2 separate regions of the Homo sapiens genome follow, and region 1 is linked to region 2. A link is an interaction called in ENCODE POLR2A ChIA-PET data of the cell type or tissue named here. Cell type or tissue: Caco-2. All regions are shown on one strand. Links, peaks and the distances in the headings refer to the core of each region. The heading gives the core; the rest is flanking DNA.

Region 1 (7,708 bases), core at 1,918-5,917, 260 kb after region 2:
ACAGAGCAAGACCCCATCTCTTAAAGAAAAAAAAAAGAAAGAAAAGAAAACGAGTAGCTTTTAACCTCTGATTTCATCACACCGCCTTTGAGATTTGAAGTTATATTCCCTTTCCTTCATAAAAGTTTACATACAAAATAAATTTTTGCTTACATTTTACAACACTCACAGACACCCTGCGGCCAGGATGTTAGTTTAAGAACCTAGACAGTAAACAATTAAGGATCTTTTCTTTCAGCAGACTGTATCCTAATTAATTGAATTGCCTGATTGGTGCTGTCTGGGGAGTCTGATTTACCCAAACTATTAAGGTTAAAATGGCCTGGCTGAGCACGGTGGTTCACACCTGTAATCCTAACACTTTGGGAGGCCGAGGTAGGCAGATCACAAGGTCAAGAGATCAAGACCATCCTGGCCAACATGGTGAAACCCCATCTCTACTAAAAATACAAAAAAAAAAAAAAAAAGAATTAGCTGGGTGTGGTGGCAGCCACCTGTAATCCCAACTAGTTGGGAGGCTGAGGCAGGAGAATTGCTTGAACCCGGGAGGCGGGAGATTGCAGTGAGCCAAGATCATGCCACTGAACTCCAGCCTGGCGACAGAGCGAGACTCCGTCTCAACAAAAAAAAGAAATAAAGAAAGAAAGAAAGAAAGAAAAAGTCCTGACTCATTGAAGATGCATCTTTAGAACCACTGCCAGGAAGGCTGGTGCACGGGAGCGAGCTTGGGTCTGTGCTGTCCTCAGGTCCTCGCGTTTGTTTCAACTGTGACTGGCATCAGCTGGGGCCTCTGAAAAGGGTTCAGTCATTCAGCATTCCTGGCCACAAGCTTATCTACAATTTAAAAATAAACAAAATAGAAAAGCAATTTTCCAGTGGCAGAAGAAACAACCACAAGACACAGCTCTGGGAAAGCAATTTATTTGGAAATAGGTTTGGGATTTCCACGTATTATCTGCTGGACAGTGAGAGAGGAGAAAGTCAGTGGCTGCAGCCTCCGTGCCTGGCTTGTAATAACTGCTTCTGGGAACGCGGCATTCGGTGTTCATTACCACCTCTCAGACGACCCATGCTGTGTTGTCGGAAACAACGGCAAACATACAACAGTACCTTATATTTAGTGACCAGAGAAGTGCTTGAGCATAGCTCTTTCTGTGTGCAGCTAAGATAAACAAAAAGAACGGTGCCCTCCAAGGAAAGCTTAGGGATGCGGCTTTCTCCCTCCTTTCCTTCCCAATGCAAATGACCGGAGGGAGCTGGGAACCTGGCACAGGTGAGCGGAGTGAATTCTTAATATGGAGACTGTTTGCTTAGGATGGGAGCTGTGTCTACACAGCAGTCCCTGAACCTACAAGAATATGGATCTGTGGGGCATATTGTGAAGCTGCTGTATTCATTCTCTTAACAAATATTTATTTAGCATCTGCTCTTAACCACTGGAGATCCAGAAAGCACTGGCCCTTGACTCCTTGTTGAGCTTGTGTTTGTAGATTAGGAAGTGATTCACAAAACGTGGTGTAGAAGCGCTAGAAAAGAAAATTGGGGGCTGGGTATGGTAGCTCATGCCTGCCATCCCAGTGCTTTGGGAGGCTGAGGTGGGAAGATTGCTTGAGGCCAGAAGTTTGAGGCCAACCTGGGCATCACAGCAAAACCTCTACTTTACAAAAAAAAAAATTTGTTTAATTAGCCAGGAGTGGTGGTGTGCACCTGTAGTCCCAGCTATTCAGGAGTCTGAGATGGGAAGATCACTTGAGCCCAGGGGTTCAAGGCTGCAGCGAGCTATGACTGCACCATTGCACTCCAGCCTGGGCAACAGAAAGAGACTCTGTCTCTAAAAAATAAAACATTTTTAAAAAGAAAATTTGGAATAGGCTTACTAAAACATAGTGGAGACAACAATTTATCCTGGGCTGGAGAGCCCATGATTTAGTAATCTGGTTTCCCCAGTATATACCCTACTTTAACCTTCCTGTATTATTAAAGGTTTATAGTGAAATCAGTATCACTGGTCTGTCCCTTTTTTTTTTTTTTTTGAGATGGAATCTTGTTGTGTCACCCAGGCTGGGGTGCAGTGGTGCCATCTCGGCTCACTGCAAACTCTGTCTCCCAGGTTCAAGTGATTCTCATGCCTCAGCCTCCTAAGTAGCTGAGATTACAGGCATCCGCCACCACACCCAGCTAATTTTTTGTATTTTTAGTAGAGACGGGGTTTCACCATGTTAGCCAGGCTGGTCTCGAACTCCTGGCTTCAGGTAATCAGCGCACCTTGACCTCCCAAAGTGCCTGGTCTGTCCTTGATGAACACACATACTATAAGACAAGGATACTAAATATATCAACATTCTTCCATTTGAAGAGCTCCTCTCCTCCCCTCCATCCAGCAACATCTATAAGCATTTCATACACTTGGCCACGTGTGGTGACTAACACCTGTAATCCCAGCACTTTGGAAGGCTGAAGTAGGAGGATTGCTTGAAGCCAGGAGTTTGAGACCAGCCCGGACAACAAAGCGAGACACTGTCTCTACCAAAAAAACAAAAACAAAAAAAACCTTTTTTTTTAATTACCCAAGTGCAATGGTATGTGCCAGTAGTTCCAGCTATTCCAGAGGCTGAGGCAGAAGGATCGCTTGAGCCCAGCAGTTCAAGGCTGCAGTGAGCTATGATTGCACCACTGCACTCCAGCCTGGGCAACAGAGTGAGACCCTGTCTCTAAATAGATAAACATATAAGAACTTCATCTCTTGCTTTGGATTTCTGTAGAAACTCATTCCATATGAAATTGCCTGTCTACAATAAAAACATCTAGAAGCTGTGCAGTGTCATTCTCCCCCTGGGTCTGGAAAGTGACGGATTCAGATAGACTTATCACACACCTCCACCCACCAGTAACTATAAACAAAGCTCTCCCTGAGGCCATCTCTATTGAAGGTGCCAACACTTGAACCAAAAATCTATTTGTTTTATATGTAGAAGCTAAAAGCAATATCTTAAATGAATGCGTCCAATTTCTATTGCCTGGAAGCAATTGCATATTTATTACTGACCTGACAGTTTGACCTACTGCAACCATAAACCAAATGAGCGTTATCTTGCTCAGCTTTAAAGATAGTTATCAGTCACATAATAACAAAAATACTCTGAGTGGCTGCTGGGATGCTTTTTTTTTTTTTTTTTTTGCATTATTATTGGCAAAGGCAATGAAGTGCATTCTCAAATGAAAAATCAATGAGAATCATGAAAACCAAGCTATAAGGCATCTCTTAGTTAAACTGTATTAAGGAAATGCTTCTTTATGACTTTTCGTCCCATTCCATCCTAATGCAAAAGAAACATAAAAGGTTTGAGGGAGGCACTTGATGTCAGGACTGTAAAAGGTTAAATAGGAAAGCAAAAGCCTTTAGCAGTGTGGAATTCTTGACCCTGTAGAGTACAGGAAGTGTGACTTAGAGATGAGCAGAAAACAACATTGTAACAAGTGCTCCAGCCAAAAGTGGTGGCCCCAGAATTATGGTTTCCAGTTTGCTTTTTAATCCATCTTTCAGTTTTTGCCCAAATAGTGGGCAGTTTTCATCAGGGTCTTGGATAAGTCACATGTCCCTTCAGTCTGCCTTTATAAGCAGCCTTCATTGAGAGACTTCTACAAGCCTTTAAAGTGGAGGCAGCTGACCTCCTTCCTTCAGAGAATCCGAGGACTCCAGGTTTGGGAAAGTCTGCCTCTCCATTAGCCACTGGAGCTACGCAAGGCCATGCATCGTGATCCCCTCATGGGATTGGAGTGGACGAGTTCAAGCAGGGGAAGTGGAGGAAGGAAATTCATTTGTCCTCAGAGGCCAACTATTCCATGTAGGATCATATAGGTGTCATTCCAGCTTCCATGTTCTCTTTGCTTCCTGACCATTTTTTTTTTGAGACAGGGCCCCACTCTGTTGTCAGTGAGACAGGGCCCCACTCTGTTGTCAGGCTGAAGTGCAGCGGTGCAATCTCGGCTCACTGCAACCTCTGCCTTCCAGGTTCAAGCGATTCTCCTGCCTCAGCCTCCCAAGAAGCTGGGACTACAGGCACGTGCCACCACACCTGGCTAGTTTTTGTATTTTTGGTAGAGACGGGGTTTCAGCATGTTGGCCAGGATGGTCTCGATCTCCTGACCTCGTGATCCACCTGCCATGGCCTCCCAAAGTGCTGGGATTACAGGCATGAGCCACTGTACCTGGCCCATTTTCTTACTTTCCTTTCTAGTCTATTTAATTGCTTGATAAATGTTAAACCAATAGATGGCCGGGAACAAAGGAATTGCCAGTCAGATTCATGGCTTAAAAAGTCATTCTTTTAGACAGTTTAATGTGGGGAATAAAGTTTTCTAGAGGGGGAATCCATCTGTCTGTTTGTCCTCTGTGGATGAAGAAGAATTGGCAGTGCGTAAACCCAACAGACTGGAATCCAAATGACATCTGTCTGTGTCCCTTCATGCGACATGTCCCCACCTTGAAGTTCATCACATGTGAATGGTGACCCCCAGGGACCTAAGTCTAATCTCTTGCAGTGTGTGTGGTCACTCATATGCCAGTGGAGTGGTATGAGGATATCTCAAGCCTGGACCATTGACTAATCTTGAATATTCCACAAATGGAATATTCTCTCTCTCTCTCTCAGGTCCTCCTTATTCTTTGAGCTGGTGGCCAGAGAAAAATCACTGTATTTTTGTATCATTCCAGTCTGTGGGTGATTGAAAGCCTTGTCTTGTGAGAATAATGAAAAGGTTATTCCCATCAGACTGTTTATCATAAAATATGGTAAGACAAAAGATGAATATTTAAGCCTACATTGTCATTGGATGGCTTGCTCTTGCAGGCAGTCATTCAAATCAATGAGCAAATACTTCTTTTGAGCACCTAACAGTTGCTATACACTGTGCTAGGTTTTGGGGGATAATTTCTGTAAATGTTGAAAACTGATCGTTGAGAGATAGGTCATGTTTTTTGTTTGTTTGTTTTGTTTTTTGAGATGGAGTCTCGCTCTGTCACCCAGGCTGGAGTGCAGTAGTGCCATCTCAGCTCACTGCAACCTCTGCCTCCTGGATTCAAGCAATTCTTCTGCCTCAGCCTCCTGAGTAGCTGGGATTACAGGCATGTGCCACCACGCCTGGCTAATTTTTGTATTTTTTTTTAGTAGAGATGGGGTTTCACCATGTTGGTCAGGCTGGTCTCGAACTCCTGACCTCGTGATCCGCCTGCCTCAGCCTCCCAAAGTGCTGGGATTTCAGGTGTGAGCTACCTCACCCAGCCTAGGTCATATTTTTTAAAAATAACTAATTGTACAAGATTATGCCAAATGCCTTGAAGATGACACACACCAGAAGCCCTGGAGAAGTTTGAAAGAAACCCCAGACTTAGGCAATCAAGGAAGACTTCACTGAAAGTAAGACTTGAACTCAGCCTTGCACAATGGCTAAACATTCAGATAAAGGGATGGAGAGACAGTTCTCCAGTTCCAAGGAGGAGAGGCAGCATGAGTGAAGGCCAGGCGCATGCCATACACATGGTGTACTCGCAGGAGGCTGAGCCCCAAGAGAAGACCCACAGAGTTGGGGGCATTTTCAGAGGCAGGAAGGAAGTGGTTGCAGCTTAAGATAATTTGTCTGACACCTTCCAGTTGACCAGACATGCACACTTTCTCCTCATGAGGTAGATCTCGTGGCATTTTCCAGATATAGAAAGTCAACTGGTGCTGGGCACAGTCATTCACCTCTGTCATCCCAGGACTTTGGGAGGCCGAGGCAGGTGGATTGCCTGAGTTCAGGAGTTTGTGACCAGCCTGGGCAACACGGTGAAACCCTGTCTCTACTAAAATACAAAAAAATAGCTGGGCATGGCGGCCTGCGCCTGTAGTCCCAGCTACTCAGGAGGCTGAGGCAGGAGAATTACTTGAACCCGGAGGGCGGAGGTTGCAATGAGACTAGATCACACCACTGCACTCCAGCCTGGGCAACAGAGCAAGACTCCATCTAAAAAATAAAAATAAATTTTAAAAAGTCAGCTGGGGAAAATGAATGCATAGAGAGCAAGTTCTGTAGACTGGGAAGTGCAGAAATGGGTGAGCCCCTAGGGTGGGTGCTGTAAGGGTCGGAGGAGGACCCCCCCATCCCACCCGGTGTGTGGTGTGGGAAGACTTTCTGGAGCGGAGACGTGAGAGCTGAGTCCTGCGGGATGGGCCGGACCTCACTGGGGAAGAAGGAAGGGAAAGGCCTACTGGGACGAAGGAACAGCATGAGCTAAGGAACAGAAGTTTGAAATATCATGGAACCTGTGGGGCATTATCAGGCATGGGCAGAGATGACATTGGCACCCAGGCCTTCTGTTTCCTGATCTTGTGTTCTAGTCAGAACAGAATTTATCCCAGCTTTCTGGAAGAAGTTGCTCCTGTTATTTTACTTACAATACTCTCTTCCATTTATTTATTTATTTATGAGACGGAGTCTCGCTCTGTCACCCAGGCTGGAGTGCGGTGGCGCCATCTCGGCTCACTGCAAGCTCCACCTCCCAGGTTCATGCCATTCTCCTGCTTCAGCCTCCTGAGTAGCTGGGACTACAGGCGCCTGCCACTATGCCCGGCTAATTTTTCGTATTTTTTAGTAGAGACAGGGTTTCACCGTGTTAGCCAGGATGGTCTCCATCTCCTGACCTCGTGATCTGTCTGCCTTGGCCTCCCAAAGTGTGGGGATTACAGGCGTACAGGCGTGAGCCACCACGCCCGTCCTATTTATTTATTTTTTCTTGAGACAGAGTCTCTGTCGCCTAGGCTAGAGTGCAATGGCGCGATCTCAGCTCACTGCAACCTCCATCTCCCGGGTTCAAGCGATTCTCCTACCTCAGCCTCCCGAGTAGCTGGGATTATAGGCACCTGCCACCAGGTCCAGCTAATTTTTTGTATTTTTAGTAGAGACAGGGTTTCACCATGTTGGCCAGGCTGATACCAAACTCCAGACCTCAAGTGATCCGCTCGCCTTCGCCTCCCAAAGTGCTGGGATTACAGGCGTGAGCCACTGCGCCCAACCCTTTCATTATTTTTTTTTTACTTTTCCTATATTCAGAGCAAGGTAATAAAAAGATAAAGTTAATGGAATTTTTTTATCCAACTGGAGATTCTTAGAAAGAGGAAAAACAGGCCAAAGTTCTTCAGGTGGTCACTATTCTAAGGCAGATCCAAAAGTCTTCCGTATAGCCACAGGTATGGGCTTTGTGGAGGGGGATTTTTTTTTTTTTTTCTTGTGCGAAAGGTGCAGTTTGAGTGAAGCCTCAAAAAGGGGTTGGAAGTCACTTGTGTGTTTTCTCTCTTTCCTTTGTTGGAGGTTTAAGCATGTGCTGAGAGGAACAAGCGTTTTTAGACAATGATGCAGACAGATTTTGTTTCTCATTATCCACAGTCTTGCACACATGCCACACAGCATTAGCTACGGGGGAAATGCAGTGGGGTCAGTTGGGTCTGTTCCATGTGACTTTACTCCATAAAGTGATTATAGGACTGTCTTCTCCAGGATGATGGGCTGACATTGGATACAGAGAGGAGGGAAAGGAAAGAGAGGATTCTTCAGCTTGGTTGTTCCATGGCTTTGCCCCACTCTTCCAAGACCAGCCTCCGAGACATGGCCCCCAGGGCTCTCCCTAGCCTCATGGCTTTCCACTCACAGGACACTAAGACGCTGGGGTCCT
Region 2 (7,708 bases), core at 1,265-5,264:
CACCTAGCCGAGACATATTAATATTTTCTATTTGACTTATTCCATTGCAAGTTTGTGTATGAGCTCTCATGAAAGAGTTTGTTTCTTGAAGGATAGAAGGTTAAATGTGCGTCTACTGATAATACCTCATGATAGTTAACATTTTTCGACATTATTACTGGGTTTTGTCTATTCCATTAGTCGGAACGGAAAGAAGTCCATTTAAGTCTCTCATAACAATAACGATCATTTTCCCCTCAATTTCTCTTTCTTTTTTTTGATACGTTTTGCTTTGCAGATTTTTATGCTAGGTTATTTGCTACATAAAGCTTCATGACTTTTATTGCCATTGTCGATCCTGCATCTCTTTTCAATCTGCTTTGACCTTCTTAGTCCTTTGGGAGGCTTTTCGCCATGAATTCAGAGTGCGGCACACAGGCGTAGGCTCCAGGTCTGAATTCTTTGGATGCTGTGTGTTCCCTTTTCTTGTTCTTCTGTGTACACTTTACACAGTTCTCATCCCACTTCCAGCGCATGCACACATACACACACACACATACAACTTCACACTCTTTATCTTCCCTACTCATTCTCTCTATCCAGATTCAAAGCATTTGCTTGTTTCTTCAACAAATATTAAATGCCTACCTAAGCTACAATCAGCCAGGTTCCTGATCTTATGGCACTGAACTGAGGAAACAGATCCATACCCACCCCTTCCCTGTGTGGACAACAGGGACCACCCCCCACACCCCCCACCAAGAGGAAGTTGTCAGAGGAAGTACGTGACTTTGGTTTGGCAGCAGGTGACAGTAAATAGCTTCTGGCCAACTCCTGGTGCAGCTCTACATACTAAGGTGGATCTCCTCCTCAGGTGCCCAGCTTTCTGCAACTCTGAATCAATGGAGTGTTTCTGAATATTTGTTCCCTTCTATGTGCTGCTATTATATTTCACGTCCAAAGGATATACTGCAGGCACTGAGCTACCACCATTCTCTATCCTCATCCCACTCCCCCTACCGACACACACACACACACACACACACACACACACACAAATACATACCCCCACTTCATACTTCCTCATACGTTGTTTTCTGGAAGTTGTAGTTTGCTGATGGCAGTAGAATGATGTCAGCAAGGATAACAGGGGGCTAGGACCCCGGGTATCTCCAACCTGCTACATGCAGAGAAGAATGCTGTGACCCCCTTTCCTGGTTTATTCTTGGTTTGTTCAGACCCTGAATCATTCAGCCAGGGACACACAGGGGAGCAACAAAGTGTGTTCCTGTCTTCTTTCATGAGAGTGGGGCTTCTTTGTTTTATAAAATTAAGCATGATTGGGCCACGGTTTATTTAATTTTGGTTACATCAGCCCTTCTGATGGGGACATTTCTCTAAACTCTGTTTCTCGATATTTTAGTTTTGGGGGCTTGAGTGAGATTTTACTCAAGTTTTCAGGGCTTGAGTGAGTGATTTCTGGGTCTTAGATATTTCAGTGGGGAATTGGAGGAGGCTGCCCTGTGACCACCACCTGGATGCTACCTCAAAGGAGAACTGGAAAGACAAAGTTCCACTGAATTAGGGCCGGGTATGGTGGCTCACATCTGCAAGCCCAGCACTTTGGGAGGCCAAGGCAGATCACCTGAGTTCAGGAGTTTGAAACCAGCCTGGCGAACATGGTGAAACCCTGTCTCTACTAAAAATACAAAAAATTATCCAGGTATGGTGGCGAATGCCTGTAGTCCCAGCTACTCGGGAGGCTGAGGCATGAGAATTGCTTCAACCCAGGAGGCAGAGGTTGCAGTGAGCTGAGATCGTGCTACTGCACTCCAGCCTGGGTGACAGAGCGAGATCCTCCATCTCTCAAAAAAGAAGGAAAAAAAAAGTCCCAATGAATGAATTAGGCGAGGCTATTCTCTATCTGTTTCCTCCTGTTGCTGATATAATGGTCGTCAATAGTGGGTGTGAAGAAGGACCCCACGAGCCCACAACATGGATTTGGCACTCCCTACCACTCAAATTCAGTAGTATACGTTGAAATGCTTAAAAACAGTATGGTAGTCAATAAATGTGTGGTGGCAACACTCTAATATAGTATTACCACTGCAGTTTTGCATTCTAATATTGCCTCTGCTGCCATTTCAATGAATGATCCATTGCTTCGCTGTTAAAAATAAGCAGAGAGGGCTGGGCGCGGTGGCTCACACCTTTACTCCCAGCACTTTGGGAGGTCAAAGCAGGTGGATCACCTGAGATCAAGAGTTCAAGACCATCCTGGCCAACACAGTCAAACCCTGTCTCTACTAAAAATACAAACAATAGCTGAGTGTGATGGTGAGCACCTGTAGTCCCAGGTACTCAGGAGGCTGAGGCAGGAGAATCACCTGAACCCAGGAGGCAGAGGTTGCAGTGAGCCGAGATCGCGCCACTGTACTCCAGCCTAGACGATGGAGCAAGACTCTGCCTCAAAATAAATAAATAAAAAAATAAGCAGAATACACTGCTGAAGTTCACCAGGAGGACCAGAGTAATGAGAATCAGCATAGAGCCTGGAAAAGTTCACGCAGAAGGAATCAGAATTTCCCAAGAATAAGCATTTATTCTTTCCCAAAGCCTTCCCCTCAGGTGGCCACGGCAATGTGGAGTGGAAGAATTTGATGGTAGTTTTCACAGGGCACTGTTTTACAAGGAGAAATATTTCTGAGACTACTGGAAGTGGCCTTAACGACATGTAATTTAAAAGCACTACAGAAGGAAAAGTGCAACTGGGAACACATGCATTCTTTCAGCAAGGCTGTAGTTACGGAAAACATCAATATAAAAATAGCCTATTTTCAGGACCTCAGTATCTCAGCTCTTTGAATGCTTCTGAGTCACATTTTGCAAGGGCAACACACTTGGCCACTGTTGGGCTGTAGCTCCCACCCAGCTGGGGAGGAATTAAGTGGAATTCCATTGGTGAGCACTTCCCAGCAAAATTGCTAGTGAGCTTCTGATTGCAAAATCTTTACCCTTGGTATTGACTTAAGGAGCGGGAAGAACATGACTTGATTTTTCAAATCCCTGGTTGACATAATGCTGCTCTTAAGCTTTTGAACCGTTCAGTAGGGCTCAGAAGTCTCAGGGAAGCTGTAAAATTTCTATTTTCAGATTCTTAATTTTTAGTGAGCTGAAAACTCCTGGGGCGGTTTTTTAGTGACACATATATAACAAGTAGAGTTAATTCGCATGTTTTGACTGTGGTATCTTTCTTACTGAGGCAGATAGAAATCCTAAGGAGTTTAGAATGCATACCAGATGGGAGTTAGCTAAATCCACGTACAAGATTGTGTGGTTTAAAACGGTGATCCCCTGTCTATCCTTCCTTGATTGGATAATAGCCAGATAGTTATTAAGAGATAACTGTGTGCCCGACATCCAGTTGAACCCTAGTGGGTTTCAACAGAATTACAAAGAGTATGTCTAAAGTTGTACAATTCAAGTATATGACTTTTTTTTTTTAATGAGAAAAGGTAAAATAATGTAAGAACTCAGGTTTTTATCACACTTTCCAGCTCTTTAATTTGGGCTATGTTCCTTGAACTCTCTGAACCTCAATTTTCTATAAAATATTCAGAGATAATAAAATTCATCTTAGTGTTGCCAAGAGAACAATAACATAATAAATGTAAATGGCACAGCAAATGTCTGGCTCATTTCGATGAGCCAAATCAGGGCTGAAGCTAGAGGAAGAATCTGAATCTTGCCTCTTTTGAAGAGTCGGAGACTGACTCTCATCAACATCTGGGAGTCATTCAAGCTGGAACCGAACACGCACTAAACATAACTTCTGGGAGTCTGAGCTGGGCACCAACATACTGTTAATCTTAAAAAGAAAAAAAAAAGCAGATTTATTCCTTGCAATAGAAATAGTCATGTCTGCAAAATACGTTCTCTGCTTCTTAAGTGTAAAGCTCTTAATATCATGTCTGGCCCATATTAAGTGTTTCGTAAGTCATAGCTAAGTTGTGTAATTGGAGTTATCATGAGAAGCACTGTCAATGAAACAGGAAACATTCAACGTCGATAGGATCAGCACATTTTGTCTCTATAGGCAAAACCACTAGGATTTAAAACATGAGAGCCGGAGGAATAAAATGACAACTGGTGTGGATTAATGGACACTGTAGGTTGCCCACCCACCATCCATGTATCTTCCCCTTTCACTGGAGTGCAATGGCATGATCTCACTGCAACCTCCCAAAGTGCTGGAATTACACACGTGAGCCACTGTGCCTGGCCAGGACTGGGTCTTTGATGAATCAGTGGCACTTGAATCAATCACACCTGAAGTCCACTCTGACTCAGGACTTCAGTTATGTGAGATAATTCCCTCACAGTTGAAAGTCGGGAATTCTGTAACTTGCAGCTGAAGGCATCCAAATGAAAACAAATGACACCTACTTAGAGGGATGCACTGTCTCACAAGAGATGGTCTTGCCAATGAGACCAGAAATACTTGAAGCTCGTTGGTTACAACGCCTTATTTGTATTGCTTTCTTAGAGTCGGTTTCACCATTAGTATAAACATGCTTGAAGTTCAATGGCTAAGACTTTCTTTCCCTTCAGCATTGGCCACAAAGCCCCTGACTATGTTTATCTCTGGGAGTTTCCTTTCTACACGTCCATGGCTGATCAATCCCACCCCACTCCCAACTTGGAGAATAGCCTTCCGTGCAGCTCTGTAATCAGATACACAAAATTTTACATAAATGTAATCCTACCTGTATGTGCCCTTTTGTAATCTTCTTTTTCCCCCTAAACGATAGACCTCAAATAAACATTTCTGTCTGTAAATATTAATCCATATCACATCTTATTGGCTCTGTAACAGTGAAATACTTAACCACGTATTTAACCAACTTCTTTTTGAAGGGCATTTACATGGCTTTGTAGTTTTTCAGTACTATAAATAGCATGTTATATATACCTCTGTTTACTTGTCTGAATATTTCCTTGAGTCAGAGCTCTAGAAATTACATTTTGTGTTCCAAGGGTATGCACATTTTGAGTTTTGATTTATTTTGTCAGAATTCCTTTAGCTGCAAGGAACAAGAGATCCAATTAAAGAAATTTTGTAAGTAAGGAATTGACTGTCACATAACAAGATTTTGGAAGTTGGGGCATTGTAGTCCTAAGTCAGCAACTCAGTAATGTCACCAAACATAAAGTCTTTTCTCCTGTGGCTCATATGGTATCTTCAACGTATTGGCTTGGGCTTCATGGTCACTAAGTGGTGTCATAGTTCCAGGTACCACGTGACAATGCCCATGGGAAGAAAAGGGGTATTTCCTCCTATGCATCTCTTTTTATCATAAGGACAACGTTTCCCATAAGCTCCCTGCCAATCCCCCTTGTTTCATTTAGCCAGAATGGGCTAGACACTGAACAGAAATCAGAAATCAGTGATCTATTAGATAGAAAAGTCTCAGGATAGGGAGGAAATTGACAAACTAGTCTCTGGAAAGATTGTACCCACTTAGGTTTACGTCATGAGCACCTGGTTTTCTACCCTTTGATAATCAATAATATATTTAAAATGACAGCTTATTTTTATATTTTCCATTCGTTAAATGTGCCTTTTTTGAGATGGAGTCTCACTCTGTCGCTCAGACTGGAATCTTGGCTCATTGCAACCTCCGCCTCCGGGTTCAAGTGATTCTCCTGCCTCTGCCTCCCAAGTAGCTGGGATTGCAGGTGCACATCACCACACCTGGATAATTTTTGTATTTTTAGTAGAGACGGGGTTGATCAACACCCATGTTGATCAAGCTGGTCTTGAACTCCTGACCTCAGGTAGTCCACCCGCTTCGGCCTCCAAATTGTGGAATTAAAGGCATAAGCCACTACGCCCGGCCTAAATGTGCTTTTAAATATTGCATATTTATAGCCAGAATGTGCTTTTAAATATTGCACATTTATAGCCAAAATGTTGGCGATTTTGGCTCTTGTTTTGTAAAACTACTTGATTATATCCTCTGCCCTTTGGTCATTTTTTTTTCCTTATTGGTTTGTAAGTGCTCTGAGTATATTAGGAAAAGGAAATCTTATACATAAAAATCAAAGCTGTTGCTAATCTTTCCACTAGTGAGTCAGTCTATTAACATTACTCATGGTAGGTTTTGCCATACAGAATTTTAATTTTTTTATATTATTTTTGGCTTTGTTATTATGCTTAGAAGTCCATGGGGACCCAAAGATCAGAAAAGATTCATCTGTATTTCCTCTCTATATAAGTGGCCAGCCATTTGTCCCAGAAAACATGAATCAAATAATCCATCTTCTTCCCATTAATTGGAGAATGTTGCCTTGATCACCCACCAAATTCCCATATATGGAAATGATTTGCGTACCTTATCTTTTGAAAATGAGGCATTTGACACATATTATTGATTTTTCCAATGTTGAAAGCACTTTGCTTGAGGTTCAAAGTAGAAGCAGAAATAAAATAGGCCCAGTGCTTGTCTTTGAACATGAAAATGCCTTCTACTGAAGAGGGCAGGCTTCGAAGCAAGAGTGCCTGGCTGGCTTCCCAAGTAGTCCACTTGTAAAAGTGGTCACCTTAGATGCCCTTAAGTACATTACTCACCTCTCTGTGCTTCCATTTTTCTCTTATGCAAAACAGGATTGTAATAATAGTACCTATTTCATAGAGTTGATATCCCCTACAAGGATGTGTTCAGTGTTCCCACCAGCCAACCTCCCGCTGGTTGTGTAAGAAGCAAAGAATGGACCATGAGAATCCAATCTGTGCCTCCCTAGACTAGGTTCCCAGTCAACAGTGAATTTCTATCTTTATCCTTCTTATGAAATGTAGTCATTTTTTTCTGGTTTTTGCCACACTACAGAAAATGGAAAGTATTGTATGTGATAATTAAATAAGTGAATTGACATATAATATTTAACGTCGGGCTCAAAAGGAGGATGCAATAAACGCCAGCTACTGCTTAAACTTAGAGATAGAGTAGTTAAAGGTATAGACTGTGGAACTAGACTGCATGAGTTAGAATCCTTCTCCCCACACTTACTAGTTGAGTTAGCGAGTTAGCACCACTATGCCTCGGTTTCCTTTTCTATAAAATGGTGTAATAATAGCATCTAGTTCATAGGATTGTTGTAATTATCAAATACATTCATACCTGGAAGGGTGCCTGGCACATAGAAAATACAAAATATGTGATAGCTATTTTGACTACTCAAAGGATATCATTGCTTGATTTCAAACAATTGTCAGATCCTGCTTATTGATTAGAGGAGGATGGAGAACAATTTTGAGATGCTCGTGAGAAGCTTCCGTTATTGAGTCAAACAACTGAACAGGCAGAGGAATGGTGTGTTAGTCTGCTGAGGCTGCTATAACAAAATAAAGCAGACTGGGTGGCCTAAACAGTAGAAATGTATTTCTCACAGTTCTGGATGCTGGGGAGTTCAAGGTCAATGTTCCCACTTACCCACTTCCCAGTGAGAGCTCTCTTCCTTGCTTAAGGTGGCCACCTTCTCGCTGTCTGCTCACATAGCCTTTCCTCAGTTCACACATGGAGAGAAAGAGAGAGAAAGAGAGAGGGCTCTCTGACATCTCTTCTTGTAAGCACACTAATCCTATCCAATCAGGGCCTCACCCATATGATATTATTTATTTTTAATTACATCCTTAGAGGCACCCTCTCCAGATATTGCCATGCTGGTG

The links. Peaks named below come from ENCODE experiments on the same cell type or tissue, not always from the same donor. Only the 100,000 strongest peaks of a DNase experiment are listed, where the experiment ranks them.
Region 1: POLR2A ChIA-PET joins it to region 2 with 6 read pairs; 2 of 35 experiments call an interaction of 5 or more read pairs at or near these places.

Annotation. Positions count from the first base shown.
Region 1 is chr10:13,797,474-13,805,181 of GRCh38, reverse strand. All of the region lies in intron 4 of FRMD4A (FERM domain containing 4A), which reads left to right. Among named protein-coding and RNA genes, the nearest start is that of FRMD4A-AS2, 190 kb to the left of the region's middle. In Caco-2, for the core only: no CTCF peak of the experiment used is centred there; no DNase peak of the experiment used is centred there.
Region 2 is chr10:14,059,337-14,067,044 of GRCh38, reverse strand. All of the region lies in intron 2 of FRMD4A (FERM domain containing 4A), which reads left to right. Among named protein-coding and RNA genes, the nearest start is that of FRMD4A-AS3, 11 kb to the left of the region's middle. In Caco-2, for the core only: no CTCF peak of the experiment used is centred there; a DNase peak (open chromatin) is centred at 2,920.